Regions from separate parts of the Homo sapiens genome. Here region 2 is linked to region 1. A link is a loop called in an ENCODE intact Hi-C map of the cell type or tissue named here. Cell type or tissue: GM12878. All regions are shown on one strand. Links, peaks and the distances in the headings refer to the core of each region. The heading gives the core; the rest is flanking DNA.

Evidence for each region. A loop is a pair of places that touch in the nucleus more often than their neighbours do. Peaks named below come from ENCODE experiments on the same cell type or tissue, not always from the same donor. Only the 100,000 strongest peaks of a DNase experiment are listed, where the experiment ranks them.
Region 2: it touches region 1 in a loop (2.2-fold over the local background); 1 of 110 quality-filtered maps calls a loop at or near these places.

What each region holds. Positions count from the first base shown.
Region 1 is chr13:22,876,381-22,892,150 of GRCh38, forward strand. It overlaps LINC00621 (long intergenic non-protein coding RNA 621), which reads right to left. Exons shown (of 3, transcript NR_138043.1): 3 at 12-94. It overlaps LOC105370109 (a long non-coding RNA gene), which reads left to right and starts at 7,807. Exons shown (of 3, transcript NR_187640.1): 1 at 7,807-7,915. RefSeq lists enhancers at 7,313-7,362, 10,287-10,788. In GM12878, for the core only: no CTCF peak of the experiment used is centred there; a DNase peak (open chromatin) is centred at 7,301; H3K4me3 peaks cover 840 bases; H3K27ac peaks cover 1,170 bases.
Region 2 is chr13:22,816,811-22,832,580 of GRCh38, forward strand. It overlaps the pseudogene IPMKP1. Among named protein-coding and RNA genes, the nearest start is that of LINC00621, 92 kb to the right of the region's middle. In GM12878, for the core only: no CTCF peak of the experiment used is centred there; no DNase peak of the experiment used is centred there.

The DNA of each region.
Region 1 (15,770 bases), core at 6,015-8,514:
TCAATTTTAATTCCTCAAAGCAGTCTGGTTATTTCTGAAAAAATGTCATTCCAGTCAAAGACTTGATAAAATATCCAACGTCTCCAATTGGGTTCTGTTACAAGAGAAAACAGATTCTTATTGAACTTATGCAAATAATTATATTGCCATAAATTAAGGATTGTCAAAAATAGTTTCCAAATTCGGCTGGGCGCAGTGGCTCATGCCTGTAATCCCAGCACTTTGGGGAGGCCGAGGAGGGCGGATCATGAGGTCAGGAGATCGAGACCATCCTGGCTAACACAGAGAAACCCCGTCTCTACTAAAAATACAAAAAAATTAGCCGGGCGTGGTGGCGGGGGCCTGTAGTCCCAGCTACTTGGGAGGCTGAGGCAGGAAAATGGCGTAAACCCGGGAGGCAGAGCTTGCAGTGAGCGGAGATCGTGCCACTGCACTTCAGCCTGGGTGACAGAGTCAGAGTCCATCTCAAAAAAAAAAAAAAAAAAAAAAAGTTTCCAAATTCTGGAGAAATCAGGTAAAAGAAAAAGAAACGTGGCTGGGCGCTGTGGCTCACACCTGTAATCCCAGCACTTTGGGAGGTTGAGGCAGGTGGATCACAAGGTCAGGAGATCGAGACCATCCTGGCTAACATGGTGAAACCCTGTTTCTACTAAAAATACAAAAAAATTAGCTGGGTGTGGTGGCGGGTGCTTGTAGTCCCAGCTACTCAGCAGGCTGAGGCAGGAAAATGGTGAACCCGGGAGGTGGAGCTTGCAGTGAGCTGAGATCGCACCACTGCACTCCAGCCTGGGTAACAGAGCAAGACTCCGTCTCAAAAAAGAAAATAAAAGAAGAAAAAGAAAAAGAAACGTGTTTCAGATTCTGGTCATAAGAGTATACTTTACTCAATTGTTAAAAATTATAAATAGATCAAAAGAAAAAAGCTATCTTTTTAAAGTAATTTCTATTTTTATTTTAGATTCAGGGGGTATATGCACAGGTTTGCTACCTGGGTATATTGCATGGTGCTGAGGTTTTGGGTACAAATGTTCCCATCACCCAGGTAGTGAATATAATACTCAGTAGTTTTCAACCTATGCGTCCTCCTTCCCTCCTACCTCTAGTAGTCCCCAGTGCATATCATTGCCATCTTTATGTCCATGAGCTCCCAAATGTTTAGCTCCCACTTGTAAATGAGAACATGTGGTATTCAGTTTCCTATTCCTGCATTAATTCACTTAGGATAGTGGCTGCATCCATGTTGCCGCAAAGAACATGATTTCATTTTTTATGGCTGCATAGTACTCCATGGTGTATATGTACCACGTTTTCTTTATCCAATCCACTATTGATGGACGCCTAGGTTGATTTCATGTCTAAAAGTTTTCTTGACTGAAAAAAAAAATCAACAATGCTTCAAACAAAAAGGGTTATAAAATATATTTCAGTCCTCTGTTAGTTCAGTTCTATGAAATTAATTCATTTCATTTGATATTGGGATTAGTAATCCTCATGAACACAGTAGCTCTACAATGAGAGTTCTGGAAGTTTGTTTCTCTACTCTACTGATGAAATCTCCAAGGTTGTCAGAAACTTACATTTGAAGCACCCATCAGAATCCTTTCTGTGAACTACCCTAAAGAAGCAAGTTTTGGACTATAGCTGATTATTAACTGCTTTTTGAGAAGAATCAAATAAAATAATAATTGTCTGTGGATGACAAAAGTTTTAGGACAGCCATGGTTAAAGATAAGGAAATTTGGTTATTTCTGTGTCATACTAAAATTTAACTTAATAATACTTATTTTGATTATTATGATTATCAGACAAATCAGAACTATAGGATCTCATTGTGCCACGGCATTCCGCCTGGGTGACAGAATGAGACTCTTTCTCAAAAAAAAAAAAATTATAAGATCTCATACAATTTTGGAACACATGTTAATAACACACTTATGTAAGTAGAACCCAAAGAAACTTAAAAACCATTTCATATTTGAATGTTTCCTATATGATTTTAACATATCGAATAAGCCAAATGTGTTTCTTTTAGACTTCAGGGGACCTATTATCTAAAAAAGCTAATGAAGTAAAAAAAATACTGAATTACAATTGAAATTTTAATGTTTGAAAGTTTCTCAAATGTCAAATGTTTAAAACACTCTACACCGCAAGATAGAATTACAGGTCACTATAAAATAAATTATTCACTTAGCCACAATCATAATTCAAAGACTTTAAAAATCATTCACTTTTTGATAGAGCAGAGACTCAGTTTCCCAAACAATATGACCTAATAAAGATCGAATGAGGCGAACTGAATATCTCCCTCTCTCCCTCTTTATTTTATAGTTTACTCAAGAGGTAAACAAAAATCTTTCTTTATCAAAATAGAAAACCAGCCGGGCGCGATGGCTCACGCCTATAATCCCAGCACTTTGGGAGGCTGAAGCAGGTGGATCACTTGAGTTCGGGAGTTCGAGACCAGCCTGGCCAACATGGCAAAATCCTGTCTCTACTAAAAATATAAAAATTAGGCAGACATGGTGGCAGGCGCCTGTAATCCCAGCTACTCTGGAGGCTGAGGCAGGAGAATCGCTTGAACCTGGCGGAGGTTTCAGTGAGCCCAGATCAGGCCACTGCACTCCAGCCTGGGTGACAAGAGCGAAACTCTGTGTCAAAAAAAAAAAGAGAGAGAGAAAACCAAATTTTACTTTTACATTAGTGTAGCATTAACACTAAAGATAATTTTTTTTTTTAAATTTAGAGACAGGGTCTCGCTATGTTGCCTAGGCTGGAGGGCAGTGGCTATTCACAGGCCCATCCCATTACTGATCAGCACGAATTTTGCCCTGCCCCATTTCCGACCTAGGCCAGTTCACCCCTCTGTTGGCAACCTGGTAGTCCCCTGCTCCCAGGAGGTCACCATGCTAAAACTAATTTTTAATGAAACCTTATAAACAAATTCATCCAATCTTAATAAGTTTGATCATAAGGTAAGATTTCCATAAACCTCTCATAGCCTGTTATAGTTTTCTATTAAAGAACAGATTAATGCTCCAAGGAAACCATTGTTGTCACACAGGAGCCCAGACTGTGGCATCAGTGTGCTTTTGATATTAATCCTGAATTTATAGAAAAACTAAATAATATCTTTTAAATTTTAGCCAACTTGATCACACACAGAATTCCTTTTACAAGATCTGTCTTCCACAAACCTTCTTCAATTTCCTAACACCTTTAGCCTTATCCTATCATTCTGCCTTAGCACAAAAATTTACTTTCTTTTCAACTTTCTATATCCGTTTAGTTTTTAGTTTTATTCATCTTTTTTCCTCTTTTAATTTAAGAAAACCTCTAGACTAGGCAAAATTACTTCCCCTTTAAGAGAAAACATATTTCCATGCCTTCTCATAAGCTTTTTACCAAAACGTATCTACTTTTCTAAGTTTGCATATTAAATTGTTTCTTTTATATCTAGTAGTTTTCACTACATACATTGATTATGTTAACTGTTAGTAACTCTTATTTTTAGTGAAAAACTTAGGAAGTAATTTTTACTGTGTACTAGATGCAGAGTCCAGAACAAAGGACAATGCCTGGAAATAGGGCTTGTTATATTTTAGAGGCTCAAATCTAAAACCATAAGTTTATTTAAGAGTTATGTATCAAAAATTACATAAAAGCAAGTTTTGACCTTAAAACATCTAGCAGATATAGTATCAAACCAGTAGACCAATAGTCTCAGACAAAATGTCTAAATTCTGAAGATGTTTCCATTTTATTTTACCAATAATTTTAAAACTGTCTTTATTTACTAAAGATTATTAAAGTCACATGAACTAAAAGGCATTTAAGTTTCTATTTTTATGATAAAATATTTGATTTAACACATTTTCATTAAGCCAATTAGAGTGCTTTCATATTGAAGGAAGACCCTCTCATATTATTTTATATTGTTTTATACTCAGTACCTGTTTTAAGAAAAAACAACAAGGAAGTAAAACCAAAGACAGGCAGCCCAGCGCCAGGCCCGAAACCAGGCCTGGGCCTGACTGGCCTAAACCCAGTAGTTAAAAATCAACTCATAACTTAGAAACCGATGTTATTCATAGATTCCAGACATTGTATAGAAGAACACTGTGCAACTCCCTGCCCTGTTCTGTTTCTTTCTGACCACCGGTGCATGCAGCCCCTGTCATGTACCCCCTGCTTGCTCAAATCAATCACGACCCTTTCATGTGAAATCTTTAGTGTTTTGAGCCCTTAAAAGGGATAGAAATTGTGCACTCGGGGAGCTCGGATTTTAAGGCAGTAGCTTGCCGATGCTCCCAGCTGAATAAAGCCCTTCCTTCTACAACTCGGTGTCTGAGAGGGTTTGTCTGTGGCTCGTCCTGCTACAATATATTTTGGTAGTGAAACATCACATACACATACAACATATAAATAAATAGATAAACAGAAACATAGAAGCAGTTCTTACAGATGTATAAGATTTTTCATCCATCAGTTTTAAATAGTTCGGTTTTTTTAATTCATCCTACAATGACCTGTTTTACTGCCCTAGGCAATTGTTAGCTAGGCAACCCTAAATTTGCATTTCTAAAGGAGAAAATTTGCATCTCAAAGTATAGAAAGAGACTGGGAATTTAAGCTTTTTTTAAAAAAAAGAAATTTGGCTGTGCTAGAGGACAATTTGAAAATTAATGCCAGGGTAATACAAAATTATATAAATGTATTAAAAGATTTTATAAGGAGATCAATTTCCTTTACATAGGTCTCTACCTTTTAACTGGACCGCTGAACTTAGGACAGAGCCCACACTGAATTTTAGGTCTGCAAAAAGAGACATGCCATGGGGACGGGACCATACAATGTTTTCACAGTGCATTTCATCACAAAGACATTCCCCTTGGGCAACCCAACACCAATCAGCCCATTCTGTGATCTGCCCATTCCCTAGCCATTATACACACCAGAGTCAAGTTTTTCAAAATACAAAATAATTTCTGTTACCACCCCGCCCCTCAACCAAAAAGATCAGGTAATGCAATACAAAAGAGAGTAGAGTTTTAGATACGAGAATACTCTGTTGCAGAAGGTAGTCAGGCAGACATGAGCAGGGCAGGAGAAGGGCCCCCCACCAGGATTGTCAGGCAACCATCAAGTGATGGTCAGGCAGTTGTTAAACAGTCGCTCTAAAATAATAATTGGTTGCAGCTGGCGCCAGGGAACGACAATCTCCCAATAAATAGAAACACCTGTAACTAGTGATCAGCAGCTTCCAAATAAGATCTCAGAAGTTAGGTGTGTGAAGGAAAAATATCTTGGGTCCCTTCAAGATGTGAACCGCTCAGGGAAATCTGCCTCCTATTCTGTTCAAGTCATCCATTTGCTCACAGAGACAGATGCATATTCTGATTGCCTCCTTTGGAAAGACTTATCAGAAACTCAAAAGAATGCAACCATCTGTCTCTCACCTACCTGTGACCTGGAAGCCCCCAGTAGGGGGGCCTTGCTTTGAGCTGTCACCGCCTTTCTGGACGGAACTAATGTACTTCTTATATATTGATTGATGTCTCATGTCTCCCTAAAATGTATAAAACCAAGCTGTGGCCGGACCACCTTGGGCACATGTCATCAGGACTTCCTGAGGCTGTGTGGTGGGCGCGGCCTCAACTGTGGCAAACAAGCTTTCCAAGTTAACCGAGACCACTCTCCTAAGGCCTTGCTTTTTTTTTGAGCAAAAGTTTGCTTTTGTATTCTTCTCAGTTGACTGAATTCTGTTTTCACCTGATGTTTTGACTAAAATAGTATTGCAACAGAAGCTACTCTTGGATTTTTAAAGAAGAATGTAGTTTAGACACTCAAAAATGTCTTTAAAAAAAAAAGTACACTGTAAAAGCATCTCCCTCTAGCACTACCAGACGTTTTTTTCTGTACCTTATGATGTAAATTTTGCTATTTGATTTTCACCTGAGTTGTTTCCTTTAATGTGCAAATTTAAGGCTATTTAGCTGACAACTGCCTAGGGCTGTGAAACCAGTTATCTGGAATCTGAAAGTCTAAGACAGAAAAAATGCAAAATGCAGGGGTCTTTTGTCGTTTTTTTGTTTTTGGTTTTTTTTTTTTGAGACAAAGTTTCACTCTTGTTACCCAGGCTAAAATGCAATAGCACCATCTCGGCTCACCACAACCTCCTGGGTTCAAGTGATTCTCCTGCCTCAGCCTCCTGAGTAGCTGGGATTACCAGCATGTGCCACCATGCCCAGCTTTTTTTTTTTTTTTTTTTTGTATTTTTAGTAGAGACAGGGTTTCTCCATGCTGGTCAGGCTTGTCTCCAACTCCTACCTCAGGTGATCCACCTGCCTCGGCCTCCCAGAGTGCTGGGATTACAGTCATGAGCCACCACACCCGACTGGGTCTTTATAAATCTATAAAATGTACTTCCATCTGTATGCCTAATACGTCTTTTTGTGTATTTATGTGTTGTATACAAAATGTTTCACTACTAAAAAGAGCTCTAGTTAATTGACATAAAAATAAAAGTGCTTAAATCAAATACTAAAAAATGACTAGTCAAATGCTTTTTCAAGTTTATGTAACAAATAAAATCTTTAATAAATAAGCTAGCTTTAAAATTATTGGCAAAGTAATATTAGAAATGTGTTAAGAATTGCCAGCAGACATTTTTGTTTGTATTTGTTAATCAAGCAATTTCATACTTACCCCCACCAAATACTATAAGGTGTCAAAATTTGGCATAAGGGTTATAAAACCCAACCCAAATCAGAATGATCTTTGCTTGTGTAATTTTTAATAAATAGGACATTGACATGGGTATAATGAAAATAGCTGCATCTTGAATTTAGCAAGATTACTATAACTTCTAATCCTGCGGCTGTAGGCAGTCTAATTCACAGACAATGGGAAGGTTTGTTGGGAAAGGGCTGTTATCATCTTTGTTTCATAGCTAAATTGTAAACTAAGTTCCTCCCAAAGTTAGTTCGGTCTATGCCCAGGAATGAACAAGGACAGCTTGGAGGTTAAGAGCAAGATGGAGTCAATTAGGTCAAATCTTTTTTTTTTTTTTGAGATGGAGTTTTGCTCTTGTTGCCCAGGCAGGAGGGCAATGGCACCATCTCGGCTCACCGCAACCTCCACCTCCAGGTTCAAGCAATTCTCCTGCCTCAGCCTGCCTGAGGGAAGAAAGAGACCCTCTCATATTGCTTTATACTCAGTAGCTATTTAAATAAAAAAATAAGGAAGTGAAATCAAAGACAGGCAGCCCAGCCCCAGGTCTGAAACCAGGCCTGGGCCTGCCTGGCCTAAACCCATTAGTTAAAAATCAACTCATAACTTAGAAACCGATGTTATTCATAGATTCCCGACATTGTATAAAAGAACATTGTGAAACGCCCTACCCTGTTCTGTTTCTTTCTGACCACCGGTGCATGCAGCCCCTGTCATGTACCCCCTGCTTGCTCAAATCAATCACGACCCTTTCATGTGAAATCTTCAGTGTTGTGAGCCCTTAAAAGGGACAGAAATTGTGCACTCAGGGAGCTCAGATTTTGAGGCAGTAGCTTGCTGATGCTCCCAGCTGAATAAAGCCCTTCCTTCTACGACTCGTTGTCTGAGAGGTTTTGTCTGTGGCTCGTCCTGCTACATTTCTTGGTTCCCTGACAGGGAAACGAGGTGACTGATGGATGGCCGAGGCAGCCCCTTAGGCAGCTTAGGCCTGCCCCGCGGAGCATCCCTGCAGGGGACTCCGGCCAGCCTGAGTGACGCGATCCAAAGAGCGCTCCCGGTTAGGAAATTGCCCCCATTGGAACGCCTTGCCAGAGCAGCACGTAGCAGGCCCCCGTGGAGGATCCACACAGTGGCTGAACACTGGGAAGGAACTGGCGCTTGGAGTCTGGACATCTAAAAGTTGGTAAGACTAGTCTTTGGAACTTGCCCCACTCCATCTGAGTGGAAGCGTGGCTTGATCACCCACGGTGTGCCTGCATTGGCACTTTTGTTCTGGATTTGACTTGATTTGAATTGCTGGATACTTTGGTTTGGTTTTGGTTTTGACTTGGCTTGAATTTTTTGGTACTCGGATTTTGAATTTCGTGATTTTGGTTTGGCTTAAACGGTAAAAGTGTGTGTTTGCCCTCTTTGCCCGTTCTTTGTCTTGTGGTGAGTGTGTGTGGTGTGAGCGTGGTATTCTGTCTTGGAGAAAAAAAAAATTTTTTCAAGAAAGAACTTAAGGGAGATTACAGTGCTACTGTGACACCAGGAAAACTTAGAACTTTGCGTGAAACAGACTGGCCAGCATTAAAGGTGGGTTGGCCATCTGAAGGAAGCCTGGACAGGTCCCTTGTTTCAAAGGTATGGCACAAGGTAACCTGTAAGCCAAGGCACCCAGACCAGTTTCCATACATAGACAGTTACAGCTGGTTTTAGACCCCCTTCCCCCCTACAGAAGTTAAGAGAACAGCAGCATGAGCAGCTGGCAGAGGCAAGGAAAGACCAGCAGAGAGAAAAAAAAGACCATCTATACCAATTCTAGGTTAATTTAGACTAAACAAGGTCTTATTAATAGCAAAGGATAATTGAAATCCCAAACTTACAAGGTTTTCAACAAAAGTGAAGTTTGCTAAAAGTTAAAAGTGTAGCATGTATTATGGTAACTTCTAATCTTGTGGCCTTAGACAGTCTAGTCCAAAGACATAAAGAAAATTCGCTTTAAAAAAGGGGAAAAAAGGGGGGAGGCAGAATTTATATAAAAAGAATGTTATATGGTAAATTCTTGTCCTGAAATAAATTAACTGATTGTTTAAAGAAAAAAAGTTTGTAATAAGTCAGAAAGTTAAGACATGTTAAAAAATTGTCTGTGAAAGTTGTGAAAGAAAAAATGTTATCAAAAATTTTATGCAAAAAATGTTGTATAACTTAAAAGTAATAAGGCCTCCTGAGTACTACTGAAGAAACAGTTTATGTGCAAGGTGTATAAAAAAATATACCTTTGATAAAAAGATTATAAGGAGGCATAAGAATGTGAATTTTTACCTACATTAAAAGGTTAAAAAAATATTGTTTTAAAAGTTTAAGCAAGTTTTAAAACGTTAATTGTAAAGAAAATTCTGTGTGTAAACATATTAACTAAAGTTAAAAAGGTATCATCCAGTTTTTCTGTAGACTAGACATTAAAGTAAAAATGCAACAGATTTTTCTTAAAGCATCAACCTGCTCTTTAACAAAAATTATAAAAGGTTAAAGAGTCTATAAAATCTTACCTTATAGTCAAACATGAAAAATTGGATAAATATGTCTACAAGGTTTTATTAAAATTAAGTTTAACATTAATAACACACTAATATAAAGATAAAATTTAGCTTCTCTGGTATAAAAATCATACAAGAAGCATTATTAAATATAAAATGGTGTTTAGCTTTCTTTGGTCTAAAAACTAACAAAAATAGGTGCTAAAGGAAGCATTCATTTTACTAAAGGATCATAGAAGTTAAAGACTTAAAACAAACTTTGGCAATTAAGACAGGATACCAAGATGCAAATGCCTGGATGAAATGGATCAAATATTCCATCTGCACGTTAAACAAAAGCAATTGTTATGCTTGTGCACATGGCAGGGCAGAGGCTCAGAATGTCCCCTTTCCACTAGGTGGTCCTCCAGTCGACCAGGTGTGGGCTGCATGGTAGCTCTTTTCCAGGATTCTACAGCCTGGAATAATAAGTCATGCCAAGCTCTCTCTGCTATATTCCGAAGTCCCTGGGGGCAGCCACCGAGGGCCATCCAGCTTCCATCTCCCAACACTAACTTCACTTCGTGTCTCTCACGGCAGGGAGGAGACTTAGCATTCCTTGGAGACCTGAAGGGATGCAGTGAGCTTAAGAATTTTCAAGAGTTTATCAATCAGTCAGCCCTTGCTCATCCCCGAGCGGATGTGTGGTGGTATTGCGGTGGACCTTTACTGGACTTACTGGACACTCTGCCGAATAACCAGAAGTGGCACTTGTGCTTTAGTCCATTTGGCTATCCCTTTCACCCTGGCATTTCATCAACCAGAGGAAAAAAAAAATAAGACATCATAAAGTGAGAGAAGCCCCTTATGGGTCTTTCAACTCTCGTATATATTTAGATGCAATTGGAGCCCCGCAAGGAATACCAGATCAATTTAAAGCTTGAAATCAAATAGTTACAGGACTGAAGTCAATATTTTGGTAGATGACAGTCAATAAAAATGTAAATTAGATACACTACATCTATTACAACCAACAGCAACGAGCTTTTCATGAGTTAAAAAGAAAAACTCATGTCGGCCCCAGCCCTGGGGCTACCTGACCTGACAAAACTCTTTACACTCCATGTGTCAAAAAGAAAAAAAATGGCAGTTGGAGTTTTAACCCAGACTGTAGGGCCCTGGCCAAGGCCAGTGGCCTATCTCTCAAAACAACTAGATGGGGTTTCCAAAGGCTGGCCCCCATGTCTAAGGGCCCTGGCAGCAATGGCCCTGTTAGCATAAGAAGCAGATAAGCTAACTCTTGGGCAAAACCTAAAGTCCCCCCATGCTGTGATGATTTTAATAAATACCAAAGGATACCATTAGCTAACGAATGCTAGACTAACTAGATACCAAAGCTTGCTCTGTGAAAATTCCCGCATAACCACTGAAGTTTGCGACACCCTAACCCTGCACACCTTACTCCTGGTATCAGAGAGCCCAGTTGAACATAAACTGTGTAGAGGTGTTAGACTCAGTCTACCCTAGTAGGCCCAACCTCCGAGACCAACCTTAAACATCAGTAGACTGCGAGCTGTATGTGGATAGGAGCAGTTTCGCCAACCCCTGCAAAGTGACTCTGAAAAAGACGACAAGCCCTGCTCCAGTCGCACCCGGAAGCTGACTGGTCCACGCACGGCCAAAACATGAGGAAACTCATCGCGGGACTCATTTTCCTTAAAATTTGGACTTGTATAGTAAGGACTTCAACTGACCTTCCTCAGACTGAAGGCTGTTTCCAGTATATACATCAAGTCACTGAAGTAGGACAAAAGATTGCTACAGTCCTATTATTTTATAGTTATTATGAATGCCTAGGAACTCCAAAAGGAACCTGTTTGTATAATAACACCCAATACAAAGTATGTAATCCAGGAAGTGACCAGCCCGATGTGTGCTATGACCCCTTTGAACCTCCTATGATCACAGTCTTTGAAGTAGGACTGAGAACTGGTCATTCTCTAAGTGACACAAGTAAAGTAATAGCTAGAACAGAAGAAAAAGGGGTCCCAAAAATGTAACCTTAAAATTTGACGCTTGTGCCACTATTGATAGTAAGCAGCATGGAATAGGATGCGGTTCTCTAAATTGGAAAAAAAAGTTACACGGTAAAAAAAAAAATAGGTATATCTGTCCAGAATCATATGTGAGATGTGTCAATACTGGTCTTGTGTCATCTGGGCTACTTGAACAGAAGATAAAAAAGATCCTGTTTGGCTCCAAAAAGGAAAAGTCAGCCCCTCCTGCACAAGTGGGAGCTGCAACCTTTTAGAAATGATAATCACAAACCCCTCAGAACCAGAATGTAATAAAGGAAAATATGTATCTTTAGGCATTGATGGAAAGGGACTAGATCCTAGCGTGAACATCCTAATAAAAGGAGAGGTTCAAAGACACTCTCCAGAACCAGTATTTCAGACTTTCTATGATGAACTAAATGTGCCAGTACCAGAGACTCCAGGAAAAATCAAAAATTTGTTTTTGCAATTAGCCGAGCACGTAGCCCAGTCTCTAAATGTCACTTCATATTATGTTTGTAAAACAACTGTAATAAGAGATCAATGGCCATAAGAAGCCTGAGAATTAGTGCCTACAGACCCAGTTCCTGATGAATTCTCAGCCCAAAAGAATCACCCTGATCATTTCTAGGTTCTAAAAGTTTCAATTATTGGACAATATTGCATAGCTAGAAAAAAAAAAAGAATTCACTCATTCTGTAGGATGACTTAGTTGCCTAGGACAAAAACTATAATAGTACCACACACACACAAAACAGTTACATGGTGGAGCTCCAATTACACAGAAAGAGATCCATTCAGTAAATTTCCAAGGTTGCAGACTGTCTGGGCTCACCCAGAATTTCACCGGGACTGGGCTGCCCCCACCGGGTTATACTGGATATGTGGACACAGAGCTTATGCTAAGCTGCCTGATCGGTGGACAGGTAGCTGTGTAATTGGCACCATTAAACCATCTTTCTTTTTACTGCCCATAAAAACAGGTGAACTCCTGGGCTTCCCTATCTATGCTTCTCATGAAAAATGAAGCATAGCCATAGGTAATTAAAAAGATGATGAATGACCTCCTAAAAAATTATATAATACTACGGACCCCCCACTTGGGCACAAGATGGCTCGTGGGGATATCGGACCCCCATCTACATGCTCAACCAAATCATATGGTTACAAGCTGTTTCAGAAATCATCACTAATAAAACTGGTCAAGCCTTGACTATTCTGGCCCGGCAAGAAACTCAGATAAAAAATGCTATCTATCAAAATAGATTGGCTCTCAGCTACTTGCTAGCAGCTGAAAGAGAGGTCTATAAGACATTTAACCTTACTAATTACTGTCTATACATAGATAATCAAAGGCAAGTAGTTAAAGACATAGTTAAAAATATGACAAAACTGACACATGTGCCTGTACAAGTGTGGCACGAATTTGGCCCTGAAGCCATGTTTAAAAATTAGTTCCCAGCACTAGGAGAATTTAAAACTCTTATAATAAAAGTTATAATAGTAATAAGAACCTGCTTACTGCTCCCTTGTTTACTACCTGTACTTCTTCAAATGATAAAAAGCTTCATCACTACCTTAGTTCACCAAAATGCTTCAGCACAAGTGTACTATATGAATAACTATCAATTTATTGCACAAAAAGACATAAGTAGCAAAAATAAGAGTGAGAACTCCCACTAATAAAAAGTGAGAGTCTCAAAGGGGGAAATGAGGGAAGAGAGAGACCCTCTCATATTGTTTTATACTCAGTACCTGTTTAAAGAAAAAAAACAAGGACATGAAATCAAAGACAGGCAGCCTGATGCCAGGCCCAAAACCAGGCCTGGGCCTGCCTGGCCTAAACCCAGTAGTTAAAAATCAACTCATAACTTAGAAACCGATGTTACTCATAGATTCCCAACATTGTATAAAAGAACATTGTGCAACTCCCTGCCCTGTTCTGTTTCTCTGACCACCAGTACATGGAGCCCCTGTCACGTACCCCCTGCTTGCTCAAATCAATCACGACCCTTTCATGTGAAATCTTTAGCGTTGTGAGCCCTTAAAAGGGACAGAAATTGTGTACTCGGGGAGCTCAGATTTTGAGGCAGTAGCTTGATGATGCTCCCAGCTGAATAAAGCCCTTCCTTCTACAACTCGGTGTCTGAGAGGTTTTGCCTGCAGCTTGTCCTGCTACATCCCAAGTAACTGGGATTACAGCATGCACCACCATGCCAGGCTAATTTTGCATTTTTTTTCTTTTTTTTTTTAAATAGAGACGGGGTTTCTCCATGTTGGTCAGGCTGGTCTCAAACTCCCAACCTCAGGTGATCCACCCACCTCAGCCTCCCAAAGTGCTGGGATTACAGGCATGAGCCACCGTGCCCGGCCTAGATCAAATCTTTTTTCACTGTCTCAGTTATAATTTTTCTTTCTTTTTTTTTTTTTTTTTTTTTTTTTTTTTTTTGAGACAGAGTCTCGCTCAGTCGCCCAGGCTGCAATGCAGTGGTGCGATCTTGGCTCACTGCAAGCTCTGCCTCCCGGGTTCATGCCATTCTCCTGCCTCAGCCTCCCAAGTAGCTGGGACTACAGACACCCCGCCACCACGCCTGGCTAATTTTTTGTATTTTTAGTAGAAACAGGGTTTGACCATGTTAGCCAGGATGGTCTCGATCTCCTGATCTCGTGATCCACCTGCCTCAGCCTCCCAAAGTGCTGGGATTACAGGCGTGAGCCACTATGCCTGGCTGGTTATAATTTTTCAATAGCAGTTTCATAACTTTAAATTCATGACTATTACAGTATTCATAAATAATCTAGGTAAATAATTAAAATAGATAATTAGGCAAATGTAATGGGAAAAATACTTGTAGACAAACTGGTCATAATTTAGAATATAAAGTTATATTAAATTAAATAATAGATGTTTCATTACTTGGGTATTTTCCAATAAATATATATTGCAGGAAAACATTCTTGCTAAAAAAAAAAAACAAAAACAGAGAAGTGTGTCCTTTTAAAAAGAAAAGTGAAAAATTTATGTCTAATTCAAAGCTTATTTAAACATTATGTATAAAACAAGGTAAATGGAACCAGGAAATAAAAAATATGTAAAGAAAGTTGTAAAAATAAAGAGGTATTTTTCTGAGGTAAAAAAAGCTTGAAGAAAAATAATTTTATATAAGAAAAAAAGTCTTGTGCCAGGCACCAAATACCCGGCATCATAATTGTTATGTTAAAATTATTGTGTGCCACAGAGGCAACAAATTTCCTTGTCAATTGTGCCTTTCGACTATGGCTGCCTTAAAACTTTTTTTTTCAGCCGGGCTGGTGGCTTACGCCTGTAATCCCTGTACTTTGGGAGGCTGAGACAGGCGATCACGAGGTCAGGAGATCAAGACCATCCTGACTAACACGGTGAAAACCTCATCTCTACTAAAAATAGAAAAAAATTAGCTTGGCATGGTGGCGGGTGCCTGTAGTCCCAGCTACTCAGGAGGCTGAGGCAGGAGAATGGGGTGAACCTGGGAGGCAGAGCTTGCAGTGAGCAGAGATCACACCACTGCACTCCAGCCTGGGCGACTCAGGGAGCCTCCGTCTCAAAAACAACTTTTTTTCATCCATGGACAATTGTTGTCTTGTTTTGGTCCTCTTTAGGAGGTGGTTTTATAATCAGCTATAAAACTCCAATAGGTGCTCTTGAATGCAGGTTTCTGATAACTTTGGAGATTGTGACAACAGAATAGAGGAAGAACCTTCAGGACTCATGGAGAGCTAAATGTTCATGAGTATCAAGCAGGAATTAACAGGAATTAACTGCATGGACTGAACCAATCTTTTTTACTTTTTGCTCAAAATATTTGCTGGTCCTTTGTTTTGCGTTTCCGAGTCTTATGACTTTTCTTTTGAGCTACTGACAGATTTTAACAATTTAGTATACTCCTATGAACAAAATTTGTGGCATAGTTGTTTCTATCTGATTTATCCAGAATTTGGAAACTATTTGTGAGTATTCTTAACTTATGGCAATACAGTTATTTGCATAAGTGCAGTAAGAATCTGTTTTCATTTGTAACAGGACACATTTGGAGAATTTGGTTATTTTACCAAGGCTTTGACTGGAATCATGTGCTTTCCTTATAAGGAATCAAACTTGACTTACGGAGCCAATAAAGCCCTTGGAAAAACTGGCCTCATATTCTGTATACACAGTCCCTGAACAGGGTTTCTGACTGTGTAAGTAAAGAATATCACTTTTTGACAAGTGCAGACGCCCCAGGTTTATCTTGGGCCCTCAAAAGGAGAGGAAATTTCACCCAACTCATGGGTATTTAATGGCATAAATCCATGGCTCGGCTGGGTTTTACGGGTTTTACAAAGTCTTATCTGAGATTCCTGCTATGGAACAAAGTTCCATCAGAGCCTACTTAAAAGCCTAAGTAAAAAATAATCATTCTTGCTGCATTGTATACAAATAGTTAGGCCAAGTATAATAAACAAA
Region 2 (15,770 bases), core at 4,577-7,076, 61 kb before region 1:
GGGGTTGGTGGTCTGCGCCTGTAATATCAGCTACTCAAGAGGCTGAGGCAGTGGAATCCCTTGGACCTGGGAGATGTAGGTTGCAGTGAGCTGCGATCACACCACTATACTCCAGCCTGGGAGACAAAGTGAGATTCTGTCTCAAAAGAAAAAAAAAAAAAAAGGACCATATACGTGTCGGTTAATGTTAGAGACAATGTTCTGAAAATAAAGAAACAGCATTAAAGAAGCACACCTGCAGCACCTTCGTGTTGGCAAAGATCACTGTACATCAGCCAAAGATAATGAAAACCTTCTCATGGCATAGCTGCAAAATAAACATCATAGCAATATTCTCTTATGCTTTGTTTTCAGTAGATTTTTAAGCTCTGTAAAAAGTATTAAACTTAACTTGCATTTGCTTCTATGTAAAAGTTACTCTTGGGTTACCCAAGTTTTGAATTGTGAAGGTTTAAAGTAGGAATTCCCATCATAAAATAGGACAATCATATTTTGATGCAGAGAGACATACCATACCATAGATAGGTGAAAAATTATTCCAGTCATAAGAAAGAAAAACCTCTTTTAGAAATTAGTGAAGTATTTGTACCTGATTTATACCTTCTTCATACTTTCATGTGATGTCTGATCAGCTCTTAGAAACTGAAAAAAGAAATGATTTTAGGAAATGCCACCTTAAGAGAGCTCTTGGATGAAGGTCGCCTGACTGGCTGCATGCCTTGCCTTCCCTTTTTTTTTTTTTTTTTTTGAGACGGAGTCTCGTTCTGTTGCCGAGGTTGGAGTGCAGTGGTGTGATCTCCGCTCACTGCAAGCTCTGCCTCCCAGGTTCATATCATTCTCCTGCCTCAGCCTCCCAAGTAGTCAGGACTACAGGCGCCCGCCACCACGCCTGGCTAATTTTTTGTATTTTTAGTAGAGATGGGGTTTCACCGTGTTAGCCAGGATGGTCTTGATCTCCTGACCTCACGATCTGCCCACCTCGGCCTCCCAAAGTGCTGGGATTACAGGCGTGAGCCACCACGCCTGGCCATGCCTTGCCTTCCTTTAAGATGATAGTCCATCCCCAAACATGCCAGCACTAACCTTATGACAAAGACAAACAACATTCCCTTTCTACTCTAATTTCATACCATCCATTAAAACTATTTAATCACAGAGAAAGAAAAAAATTTTAATAAAACATAACCCTTACAGACCACAAGAGACAGACTAAAACCAACAGTATATGGGCAATAATATAGTATTGTCTTCTGGTGGAAAGTGTATTGCTGGAAAGCACATTCCTGAAGCTTTTTCTACTTTCTGTACTTTACCTTCCTATCTAATTTAGGTTTTCTGTTGCTAGGAAAGAGATGCTTCTATCCATGTGAGAACAGTATTTACAGCTCTTCAGGAAATTGTTGCCACTTATATAAAATACCAGTAACAATGACAGAAAATATTTTCATTTTCTCCTGGTGACTTTGTTCCCACTTTTACTTCAATAAGACTACCGTTAATCTAATTTCAGAAAAAAAGGGCTGTAGTGGCCTCATCTAAAAATTGGAGATGATTGAAAAGGGCACATTTGATTTCATATTTTTTATTTTTTATTTATTTATTTATTGTTTATTTTTTGAGGCAGAGTCTTGCTCTGTTGCCCAGGCTGGAGTGCAGTGGCGCGATCTCGGCTCACTGCAACCTCTGCCTCCCAGGTTCAAGCAATTCTTCTGCCTCAGCCTCCCGAGTAGCTGGGACTACAGGTGTGTGCCACCATGCCTCGCTAATTTTTTGCATTTTAAGTAGAGACGGGGTTTCACTGTGTTAGCCAGGATGGTGTCGATCTCCTGACCTCATGATACACCCGCCTCGGCCTCCCAAGGTGCTGGGATTACAGGCATCAGCCACTGCACCCAGCCTGTTTTCATATTTTTTATTTGACATATTGTAAGTTTACATATTTATGGAGTACAACTTGATGTTTTGGTATACATCCATGTTGTATAATGATGAAATCAGGGTAGTTAGTATACAGATACCTCAAATATGTACCATTTATTTGTGATGAGAATATCCAAAGCCTCTCTTCTATTTTGTAATATACAATATTTTACTGTTAACCATAGTTACCCTCTGGTGCAATAGGACACCAGAATTTACTCATCCTATCAAATTGTAACTTTGTACCTATTCACCAGCCTCTCCATTTCTCCTTGGCATCCTTTTCCCCTCTCCAATCTCTAGTAGCCACTGTATACTCTCTGCTTCTATGACATCAACGTTTTCTTTTTGGGAGGATTCTACATATAAGTGAGACCATATGGTATTTGTCTTTCTGTGTCTGCCTTACTTCACGTAACATTATCTCCTCCAGCTTCATCCATATTGTCACAGATGGCAAGGTTTTATTCTTTCTTATGGCTGAATAGTATTCCATTGCATATATATACCACATTATCAATTTATCTGTGGATGGACACTTAGGCTGATTCTCTATCTTGGCTATTGTAAATAGTACTGCAATAAACATGGGAGTGTAGATATCTCTTTAATATACTGATTTTATTTCCTTTTGATACATACCTAGTAGTGGAATTGCTGGATCATATGGTAGTTCTATTTTTAATTTTTTGAGGAGCTGCCATACTGTTTTTCTTTTTCTTTTTCTTTTTTTGAGATGGTGTCTCACTCTGTCTTGTTCTGTCTCCCAGGCTGGAGTGCAGTGGAAAGATCTCAGCTCACTGCAACCTCTGCCTCCTGGGTTCAAGCAATTCTCCTGCCTCAGCCTCCCAAGTAGCTGGGACTACAGGCGCCCACCACCACGCCCACCTATTTTTTGTATTTTTAGTAGAGATGGGGTTTCAGCATGTTGGCCAGGATGGTCTCAATCTCTACACTGTTTCTCATAATGACTGTATTCGTTTATAATCCCACCAATAATATGCAAGTGTTCCCTTTTCACCACGTGCTTAGCAACACTTTTCATTGTTTATCTTTTTAATACTAGTCATTCTAACTAGAGTGAGGAGGTATCTCATTTTGGTTCTGATTTGTATTTCCCTGATTATTAACGGCATTGAGCACTTTTTTAATATATCTGTTGGTCTTTAAATAAGACCTCAAAAGCACTGGCCACGAAAGCAAAAATAGACAAATGGGATTACATCAAACTAAAAGGATTTTGCACAGCAAAGGAAACTACTAACAGAGTGAAGATAACCTACAGAATGTGAGAAAATATTTACAAACTATACATCTGACAAGGGGTTAATATTCAGAATATATAAGGAAGCTAAACAACTCAATACCAAGAAAAAAAACACAAATAATCTTATTTTAAAATCAGCAACATCAATGGCTGATTAGATGAAGGAACTGTGGTACATATACACCATGGAATACTATGCAGCCATTAAAAAACACAAGATCATGTCTTTTGCAGGAACATGGATGGAGGTGGAGCCCATTATTCTTAGCAAACTAACACAAGAACAGAAAACTAAATACTGGCTGTTGCATTTACAGGTGGGAGCTAAATGATGAGAACATATGGACAGGAGGAGGGGAAGAACAGACACTGGGGCCTATTGGAGGGTGGAGAGGGAAGGAGAGAGAAGATCAGAAAAATAACTATTGGGTATTAGGCTTAATATTTGAGTGACAAAATAATCTGTACAACAAATCCCCATGACACAAGTTTACCTATAGAATAGACCTGCACATATACCCCTGAACCTAAAAGTTTTTTTAAAAAAAATGGGCAAAAGACCTCAAGCTGGAAGCCATCATTCTCAGCAAACTAACACAGAAACAGAAAACCAAATACCCCATGTTCTCACTCATAAGTGGGAGTTGAACAGTGAGAACACATGGGCACAGAGAGGGGAACATCACATACTGGGGCATGTCAGTGGGTGGGGGCCAAGGAGAGGGAGAGCATTAGGACAAATATCTAATGCATGCAGGGCTTAAAACCTAGGTTGATAGGTGCAGCAAACCACCATGGCACATGTATACCTGTGTAACATTTACATAGACATTTCTCAAGGGAAGACATAAAGGACACATTTTAAAAGCCCTAATAAAATTATTAGTTCAGCTTCCAGTTATTCCTTATTATTGGTCTTGCTTTAACCTTGTACCCAGGTTTCTACAACTAGGCCACCTCCTTGCTTTCTAGTTTCAACAAATAAGCCCGTCTTATCCTGCTCTGTTAACATGATAGAGTGGGTTTTTTACCACAAAAAAAAAAAAAAAAAAAGGAGTATACCAGTATCCTATCCTTGTGTAATGAATTACTACAGATTTAGGAGCTTAAAACTACACATTTATTGTCTCACATTTTTCCATGTCTCAGGAGTTTGGGTACTGGTTAGCTGAAATCTCTTCTCAATATCTCATCAGGTAGAAATCAAAGAGATGGCTGAGGCTATGATTTCTTTTTTTCTTTTTTGAAACGGAGTCTTGCTCTGTCACCCAGGCTAAAGTGCAGTGGCACGATCCCGGCTCATGGCAACCTCCACCTCTCAGGTTCAAGCAATTCTCCTGCCTTAGCCTCCCAAGTAGCTGGGACTACAGGCATGCACTACCATGCCCGGCTTTTTTTTTTTTTTTTTTTTTGTACTTTTAGTAGAGACAGGGTTTCGCCACATTGGCCAGGCTGGTCTCGCATTCCTGACCTCAGGTGATCCACCTACCTCGGCCTCCCAAGTGGTGGGATTATAGGAATGAGCCACCATGCCAGGCCTAGGATTTCATTTGAAGTTTCAGGTCCTCTTCCAAGAGTACTGTTGTTGAAAGGAGTTATGGTGTGTGTGTGAGTGTGTGTGTGTGTGTGCGACAGTATGACTGTCTTCTTGCTAGCTGTTGGTTGGCAAACTCTCTAACTCCTAGAGGCCACACACACTTAGGGCCTTGCCACTCCTCTCACAATCTGATCACTTGCTTCTTCAAAGCCAGCAAGATACTGTTTGCTGCTGAATCTTGTCTCTTTTACGGGTTTGCCTGATTAGGTCAGGCCCACCAAGAATTATCTTCCTTTAATTTGAAATTTTAACTTGAAGTCAACTCATTAGAACCTTAATTACATCTGTAAAATCTTTTGTACCATATGACATAATCTAATCACAGGAGTGATATTTCATATTTACTAATCACATTTACATTCAAAAGGAGAAGATTATACAGAGCACATAAACCAGAAGGCAGGAATTTGGGTGGCTACCTTGGAATTTTGCTGACTGCAGAAGGGAAATGAAGCCAATTTCATTTGGCTGTCATGAGCATCTAAGATGTTGAATATATGGTGCCTGAAATAGTGTGGGAGCATAGCTGATACGCCACGGATGCAGATTATTACTCCTACATCATCTGAGCCTCTGCCATAGTTCCTTGTTTGGTACCCTCGAAGACTTAAAAAACCAGAGTAAAGTCTTCTTTTTTATTTTTTCATTTTATTTTTATTTATTTATTCATCCTACTGTAAGTTCTGGGATACATGTGCAGAACGTGCAGGTCTGTTACATAGTTATACATGTGCCATGGTGGTTTGCTGCACCTACCAACCCATCATCTAGGTTTTAAGCCCCGCATGCATTAGGTCCTAATGCTCCCCCTCCCCTTGGCCCCCACCCCCTGACATGCCCCGGTGTGTGATGTTCCCCTCTCTGTGTCCATGTGTTCTCACTGTTCAACTCCCACTTATGAGTAAGAACACGGGGTATTTGGTTTTCTGTTTCTGTGTTAGTTTGCTAAGAATGATGGCTTCCAGCTTCATCCATGTCCCTTTTAAAAAAAATTTTTTTTTTTTTAGATGGAGTCTAGCTCTGCCACCCAGGCTGGAGTGCAATGGCACGATCTTGGCTCACTGCAACCTCTGCCTCCCAGGTTCAAGCAATTCTCCTGCCTCAGCCTCCTGAGTAGCTGGGATTACAGGTCCCCACCACCACGCCCAGCTAAATTTTTTTTGTATTTTTAGTAGAGACGTGGTTTCACCATGTTGGCCAGGCTGGTCTTGAACTCCTGACCTCAGGTGATCCCTCCGCCTCGGCTTCCCTAAGTGCTGGAATTATGGGCGTGAGCCACCACACCCATCCGAGAACCAGAGAAAAGTCTTCTATATGACTACATCCATATCAGAGTTCCCTTACCAAGCACCAGACTTACCAGCTAGGAGACACTTGGAACTCCTCCCTTCCCCCAGTCATTAAAACACACCTTGAAGAATTTCTGCTATAGGAATTTATACTGTCAAGGCTGTGGTTCGCATTTCTAGTGGGATTCTGTCTCTTAGCTATTCTTTTTTTTCCCAATATCCTTAAATGTAAGAAGGGCTTCCATTTAGGAGGGTCTTAGCCTTCTCTATTTCTGTGGTTATCCTTGCATGAAAACTTGGCATATATTTGAGTGATGTCATGCTCAAAGTTGGAAGCTGCAGGCATCAGACTTTACCAAAATAGCTATTCAATTGGTAAAGAACTATCAGAATCAACTATTTTGCAACTCTAGAGTCTATTTGAACCCTTGAGTATCCAAGAAAGCGTATGAAGAAGAAATATATTGGTAAATTTCAGTGAATTTTGGCATTTTGAATAAAAGCTACTATTCCACAACCTCTAGCCCAATTTCAGGGAACTGTGGGGATGGCAGACAATATTCCTATTGAAGCTGGTAGGTGCCAGGACAGGAAGTAAGAACGTTATCCTCTAAAAATTGGAGTTGCATGTTTTGATCTGCCTGTTCAGTGGAGAACCAGCGTGGAGGCTGACTGTCATTTTAACTGCCTTAGGCTGAATCAGAATCCCTGGCCTCTATTGAAAAAATTTAAAGAGACGAGACATATTTTTAAAATTTTCTTATTGGATCAAGCACTTAAGAAATCTCTGTCAAGTCATCGGCTGGCCTTGGAGAAGATGGGACAAAGACTACAGTAACCACACATAAGCATGAATATAATCGTTGTAAAAATTGCCTTGCAAGTTATTAAAGATGACAGGAGCTCTCAATGAGTAACAATGACAACTTCTGGAGAAAAAAAATATGGCATCCAGAATTTGAACATTATAAATTACAGTGTCTAGTTTTCAACAAATAATTCTAAAGTATACAAAGGAAAAGGAAATCATGACCCATTCACAGAGAAATAAACAGAAGAAATTGACACAAACTATTCCTGAGGATACCCAGACATTGGGCTCATTAGACAGACTTTAAATTAAATGTCTTAAATATGCTTAAAGACCTTAAAAAAAAACACAGAAAATAACTAAAAGTGGGGGGAGTAGAACCATGAATTAACAACTAGGGAATATCAACAAAGGAATGGACATTAGTTTAAAAGGACCAAATAGAAATCCTGAAGCTTTTGCGATATAATAGCTGAAATTAAAAAATGCACAAGTGGAGTTTAATGGTCTATTTCAGCAGATAGAAGAAAGAATCAGTGAACTCAAAGACAGGGCAACTGAAATGATTCAGTCTGTGGAAAAGAAAGAACAGAGAATAAAGAAAAATAATCAGAGTCTAAGAAACATATGAGACACCATCAGGCACACCAGCTTATTATGGATTATGGACATTCCAGAAGGAGAAGAAAGACAAACATTGAGACAAATGTATGTAAAAAATAATGGCTGAAAACTTCCAAAATTTGAAGAAAGACATGAATCTACACATACAGGAAGCTAAGTGAAATCTAAGCAGGATAAATTCAGATATTCACACCAAGACACAGTATAATCAAACTGTCACAAGCCAAAGCCAAAAAAAGAATCTTGAAAGCAGAAGGAGAGAATTAACTTGCTATACAAAAGAGATTTCCAATAAGATTAACAGCTGATTTCTCATCAGAAACCACACAGGCAAGAAGGTAGTAGGATGATGTGCTCAAACAAACAAACAAAAAAACACTGCCTAACAAGAATTCTATGCTTGGTAACTTTAAAAATGAAGGAGAAATTAAGACATTCTCAGATAAACAAGAGCTAAGGGAGTTTGTTGCTAGAAGATACCCTTACTCTATAAGAAATGCTGAAGAGAGTTTTTCAGAATGAAACAAAAGATATCAGATAGTAACTCAAAGCTATATAAAGAAATAAAGATCACTGGTAAAGGTAACTATATAATACATAGGTAAATATAAAAGCTAATATTTTTCCGTTTTTGTTTCTTGTGTGATTAAAACTTGTAGAAAACAATTACTATCCCAGCTACTCAAGAGGCTGAGGCAGACAACTGCTTGAACCCGGGAGGCAGAGGTTGCAGTGAGCCAAGATTATTACACCACTGCACTCCAGCCTGGTGACGAAGTGAGACTCCATCTCAAAAAAAAAATCTCAAACCAAAAACCTAACTTTACACTTTAAGGAACTTAAAAAAAAGAAAAGTAAATTAGGCCCATAGTTAGCATAAGGAAAAAATAAGAATTATGTCAGAGATAAACAAAATGAACAATAAGAAAATTATAAGAAGAACCAAAAAGTTGGTGCTTTGAAATAGAAACAAAACTGGCAAATCTCAGGCTAGACTGACAAAGAAAAAATAAAGAAAAGTCACAAGTAACTAAAATCAGAAATGACGGTGGGGACTAGTTTCTGCTGACATTACATAAATAGAAGAGATTTCAAGAGAATACTACAAAAAATTGTACACTAACAAATTATGTAACCTAGAGAAATTTCTAGATACACAGAAGTCACCAAAACTGATTCAAGAAGGAATAGAAAATCTTAAAAACCTACAACAAGTACAGAAATTAGTTAGTAACTGAAAATCTCCCAATAAAGAAAAGTCCAGGACCAAATGATTTCACTGGTGAATTCAATTAAACATTTAAGGAAGATTTAATACCAATTCTGCTTAAGTCTTCCAAAAACTAGAAAAGGAAAATCTTCCTAATACATTCTATGAAGTCAGCATTACTCTGATACCAAAACCAGGCAAAAATGCCAAGAGAACACTAAACTATAGAGAAATATTCCTGAAGAATACTAATACAAAACTGCTTAAAAAAAGAAAAACTTGAAAACTCGATTCAGGAGCATATTAAAGGATTATACATCATGACCAAGTGAGATTTATCCCAGTCATGCAAGGGTGATTAAACAAAAAGAAATCAGTTGATGTATTATACTAAATTAATAAAATGAAGGAAAAATGATCTTAATTAATGCAGAAAAAGCATTTAACAAAATTCAACACCTTTATGTGATAAAAACACTCAGCAAACTAGAAACAGAAAAAGAACTTTCATAATATGATAAAGGATGTTTATGGAAAATGCCCTTTATCCACAACTAGCCATTTCACTCCTTGAAGAAAGACTGAAATCTTTCCCCCTGATATCAGAAACAAGTGTGCTCACTTTTCACCACTGCTATGGAACATTGTACTGGAAGTCCTATCTATAGTAATTAGGCAAGAAAAATAAAAATCATCCAAATTGGAAATAAAAGCAAAATATCTCTATTTGCAAATGACATGATTCTATCTGTAGAGTACCACAGAGTATACACCACAAAACTAATAGATCTAATAAACACATTCAACAAAGTTGCACGGCACAAGATCAACACTCAACAATCCACTAATATACCAGCAATGAATCAATGTGAAAAGGTAAATAAAACAATATTATTTACAGTAGTACCTAAAAGAATACCTATATACCTAGAAATACATTTAACCAGGAAAGTAAAAGAAATGAAACCAAGAAAGTGAAAGTATATACTGAAAACTACAAAACATTGCTAAAAGAAATTCAAGAAGACCTAAATAATAGAAAGACATCTCATGTTCATCGATTGGAATACAATATTGTTAAGATATTAATATTCCCTAAGCAATCTACAAATTCAATGCAAGTGTTATAAAGATATTAATGGCCCTTTTACATAAATAGAAAAGCAGCCCTTCACATTTATATGGAGATGTGTAGCCAAAACAATATTGAAAAACAAAACAATGGTGGAGGACTCACACTTCCCAATTTCTTAGATGCAATAATCAAAACAATGTCATACTGGCATAAAGACAGACATACAACCAATGAAAATAAAAGTAAAAATCTAGAAATAAACCCAAGTATCTACAATGACCACTTTAGTTCAACAAACCTGTCAAGGTCATTCTTTGGAGGAAAATAATCTCTTCAAGAAATGGTGCTGGTGTGGCCGAGCACGGTGGCTCACACCTGTAATCCCAGCTCTTTGGGAGGCTGAGGCAGGTGGATCAGGAGGTCAGAAGATCAAGACCATCCTGGCTAACACAGTGAAACTGCGTCTCTACTAAAAATACAAAAAATTAGCTGGGTGTGGTGGTGGGAACCTGTAGCCACAGCTACTCGGGAGACTGAGGCAGGAGAATGGTGTGAACCCAGCAGGCGGAGGTTGCAAATTGAGCCGAGATCGCACCACTGCACTCCAGCCTGGGCGACAGAGTGAGACTCCGTTTCAAAAAAAAAAAGAAATGGTGCTGGGGCATTTGGATGTAAACATCCAAAGGAATGAAGCTGAACTTGAACTACCTCCATATACAAAAGTCTACTCAGGATAGGTCAATGTCATAAGTATAAGAGCTAAAACTATAACATCACTAGGACAAAACCTAGGGGTTAATATTCAAGACCTTGGACTTATGGGACACATAAAGATTCTTAGGTTTTTACATAAAAGAACAAGCAGCAAAAGAAAGTTGATAAATCGCACCTTATCAAAATTAAAAACATTTGTGCATCAAAGAACATTGATAGTGAAAAAGCAAGAGAGAAAATATTTGAAAATCATACATCTGATAGAGGTTTAGCATAATACAGAATATATAAAGAATGCTTACAATTCAAACACCAAAAGATAACTCAATTAAAGATGAGCAAAGGTCTGGTTTGTTTGTTTGTTTTGTTTTATTTTGAGACGTAATATCATTCTTGTTGCCCAGGCTGGAGTGCAATGGTGCAATCCCGGCTCACTGCAACCTCCACCTCCCCAGGTTCCAGTGATTCTCCTACCTCAGCCTCCCAAATAGTTGGGGTTACAGGTGCCCACAACCAAGCCCAGATAATTTTTGTGTATTTTTATTAGAGATGGGGTTTCACCATTTTGGCCAGGCTGGTCTCAAACTCTTGACCTCAGGTAATCCTCCCACCTCAGCCTCCCCAAGTGCTGGGATTACAGACATGAGCCATCATGCTTGGCCAGGCAAAAGTCTTTAATGGGGATTTCTCCAATGCTATACAAATGGCCAAGATACACATGAAAAGATGTCCATCGCTGGTCAGTAAAAAATGCACATGCCTGTAACCCCAGCACTTTGGGAGGCCAAGGCAGGAGGACTGCTGGAGTCCAGGAGTTCAAGACCAGCCTGAGAAACATAGTGAGACCCACCTCTACAAAAAATTTTTTAAAATTAGCCAGGCATGGTGGTGCATATTTGTGGGCCCAGCTACTCAGGAAGCTGAGGCAAGAGGATTACTTGAGCCCAGGAGTGAACTATGACTAAGCTGCATAACTAAGCTGCAGTGAACTATGACCACGCCATTATACTCCAGTCTGGGTGACAGAGCATGACCCATCTCTACACTTCACAACCACTAGGATGTTTATAACGATAATTTTTAAACATGAAAAGTAACTAGTGCTGCACAAGAAATGGAGACATAGAAATCCTCAAGCACTGCCTGTGGAAATCTAAAATGATGCAGTATTTATGACAGTTTGGTGGTTCCTCAAAAGTTAAACATAGAATTACATTACAACCCAGCAATTTTACTTCTCAATGTATACCTAAAAGAATTGAAAACGTACGCAAATAGCTGTACATGAATATTCATAGCATCACAATTTACAATAGCCAAAGGCGGAAAAAACTAAGTGTCTATTAACAGATAAATGGCGAAATGAACTGCGGAACATATATTCAGTAAAATATTCAGTCATGAGGAATGAAGTACTGATACGTGCTACAACTTTCATTAACACTGAAAACATTACAATAAGTAAAAGACGATAGACATAAAAGGTCACATATTGTGTAATTCCTTTTATATGGCATATCCAGAATAAGCAAATACTAGAGACTGAAAGCAGATTTGTGGTTGCCAGGGATGGGGAAAGGGGAAAATGGGTAGTGGTTACTTAATGGGTGAGGGGGTGTTCTTCCGGGATGATAAAACAGCTTGTGACTAGAGAGATGTATTGGTATATAACACTGAATTCATCAAATACCACTAAACTGTATATTCTACAATGATTAATTGCTTATTATGTGAATTTCACCTCAATGAAAGCAAATTTTGCAAATTTGGGGTACTATATGTTTATACTAAGTGAGTCAACATAATACGATGTCTGAGAGCTTGGGCTCTGGAATCCACCATACCAATGCTCAACTCCTGTGTGCCTTTTGAAAGATTACCTCTCTTATCCTCGCTTTCTTGATTTATTAAAATAATATTTCTACCCTCAAGATTGTCTTAAGAGTTAGAAGAGATAATACAGATAAAGAGATACACACACGTCCTGATATGTAGCAAGGATTTATTAAATGTCTGTTTCTCTTTTTACCTCTCTCTAGGGAGACCATGAAGATAAGAGGAGTGTGGACACTGACCCTGGTCTCCTGGTGAAAGTCCTGTGGAGGCAATCCAGCTCTGCTCTAAGTATTAGGAGTGCATTAGCTTCTTTTTGTTTAGTGTTCTTCTTGGACCAATCTTGTCTTTATGTGGAAATACTAAACACAAAGCAGTAAGATTCCATGTTGTACCTAAAGGAAAATGCACAAATTTGTCCACTGTACCTACTTTGGTTCTCCAGCCTTAGGAAAAATGTACTCTCCATGTAGTTAGACTAGAACACCACACTACGTTCTTTTCAGCCTCTCTCTCTCGCTCTCTCTCCTCTCTCCATAAGGCTGTGTGTTGAAGATAAAAGAATTTAGAAATTAAGGTCCACACTCTCTGCAGACCTCCTTATATTATTTGTTCCTCTGGTCCTCAGAAAGACAACAGTGGTTCCTCAGGTCCCCAGGAGAGACCTAGTTTAGTTTATCCATCGCCAACTAAATCTTCTTTATAGAATATACAGTTGTCTCTCAGCATCCATGGAGGATTGGTCTGAGGACCCCTCTAGTATACCAAAATCCACAGATGCTCAAATCTCTGATATAAAATAGTATATTTGCATATAACCTATGCACATTCTCTCCTCATACTTTAAATCATCTCTAGATTACTTATAACACTTCATACAGTAAAGATGATATGTAAATAGTCTTTATACTATGTTTTCATAGAATCATGACAAGAAAAAACGTTGTACTGTACAGGTTCACTACAGACCCAACCATCCATTTCTTAAAAATATTTTCAATTCTTGGTTGGTTGAATCCACAGATTCAGAATCCATGAATACAGAAACTCAACTATACTTGGAACGAATGTGGTGATATTAAAAGTCTGTTAAGACTTTTTTTTTTTTTTTTTAAATGCAGTCTTGCTTTCTCACCCAGGGTGGAGCGCAATGGTGTGAGCTCAGCTCACTGCAACCTCCACCTCCTAGGTTCAAGCAATTCTCCTACCTCAGCTTCTCAACTAGCTAGGATTGCAGGCCTGCACCGTGTCCAGAATTTGTTCCTTCTGGTGGGTTCATGGTCTGGCTGACTTCAAGAATGAAGCCGCAGACCTTCAGGTGAGTGTTACAGCTCTTAAAGGTGGCGAGGGCCCAAAAAATGAGCAGCAGTAAGATTAATTGTGAAGAGTAAAAAAAACAAAGCTCCATGAAAGAGAACCGGTACCGGTTGCTGCCGCTGGCTGGGGCGGTCAACTTTTATTGCCTTATTTGTCCCTGCCCATGTCCTGCTGATTGGTCCATTTTACAGAGTGCTGATTGGTCCATTTTACAAACGTCCAGCTAGCCACAGAGCACTGATTGGTGCATTTTACAAACCTCTAGCTAGCCACAGAGCAACCATTGGTGTGTTTTTACAGAGCACTGATTGATTGGTGCATTTTACAAACCACGTGGAAGAAAAGTTCTTCAAGTCCTCACCCGACACAGAAGTCCAGCTGGCTTCACCTCTCACCACCATGCCTAGCTAATTTTTGTATGTTTAGTAGAGACAGGCTTTCCCCATGTTGGCCAGGCTGGTCTCAAACTCCTGACCTCAGGTGATCTGCCTGCCTCAGCCTCCCACAGTGCTGGGATTACAGGCATGAGCCACCGCACTGGCCAACTTTTCTTGAAAATCTCTCATTTTTTGAAACTCCATCTAGTTCTCAGAGACTCAGATCTCTCTGATCTTATTATTCCAGCACTTCAACATGTGTGGTTTCTTTTTTATGGTGGGGGAGTGGCGAAGTCTCGCTCTTATCCCCCAGGCTGGAGTGCAATGGCTCGATCTCCGCTCACAGCAACCTCCACCTCCAGGGTTCAAGCAATTCTCTTGCCTCAACCTCCAGAGTAGCTGGGATTACAGGCACCTGCCACCACGCCCGGCTAATTTTTGTATATTTAGTAGAGACGGGGTTTCACCATGTTGGCCAGGCTGGTCTCCATCTCCTGACCTCAGGTGATCCGCCTGCCTTGGCCTCCCAAAGTGCTGGGATTACAGGCGTGAGCCACCGCGCCCGGCCGTGGTTTCTGAGGTTTCCACGACAGAGGAAGAGTTGCCAGAGTTGCAATATTCTTAACTGCTTCATGCCAGAAGAGACATATATCCTTCTCTTCAGAGTCCATTGACAATAACTAAGCACACCGCCTGTCCTAAAAGCAGGGGAATCCAGGGAGTGTAGAGGAGAACATGGAGTATTTGGTAGCCCTTGTCTTTGCCAAACTCCTTATCCTCATTCAGCAAAATTAGGATTAAAGCTGAATTTGATGGTGAGGTCTTCATGGATGCAATAGTCCACTAATTTTGTACCTATTTAATTGTCCTCCATCTGAGTGGACTGAAGGAGACTCACATACTAGGCTACTGGCAATTTGGCCAGCACAACAGGTGCACCAGGTTCCTCCTAAGGTGGAAAAATTTGGGTCAAAATTAATGATAAATGAAAAAAAAAGAGATAATACCTGAATGCAAAGTGTGGAATATATGGACACTGTTGAAGGGAATATCCAGCACTATATCAGTGCCTTGAGAGTTCCTCAGAGCAAGAGAATAATGTTTTCTCTCAGCTTAAATTCCAGATGTTCAGAGGGGGACGTAATACTTTTGCTAACGTTGCACCAATTCTGAAATCTTACTAAGTAGAAAGGCAACCAGCATCCCTAAGTGCCATCTCTCCAGGGGACACATTTCTCCCATGTTGTGCTAAAGAAAAAGGAACAATTCCTGATGAGTAAGCAGGACTCTTTTTTTTTCTTCCAATGCAAAACATTTTAATAGGTAGTCAAATATACAGTTATTAGAATTATGTAAATATCACGTATAAAAATTGGTATAACACATTAGATGATTCTATGAAATAAAAACACAAATCACACATTGACAATAACCCCTGCAGTCCAAATACACCCCCACAATACGACAAATTACAAACACATTTAAAAAAAAAACCCTACAGACATTTATACATTTAACAAAGTAACTGTGACTAGACTAAATACATTCATTCATCAAGTACAATAAATTTAGCATTGCTGCTTATAGTCACTAATAACACAATTTTAGGTGCAATTTCACATGCTTTCATAAATCTTCCAGTACAGTTCCCATAGTAAAGTGTCTTTGTGCACACCATTTCCATTTATCTGCAGGTGCATCATACATCATACTTAAAACTATTTCACTTCACCAAC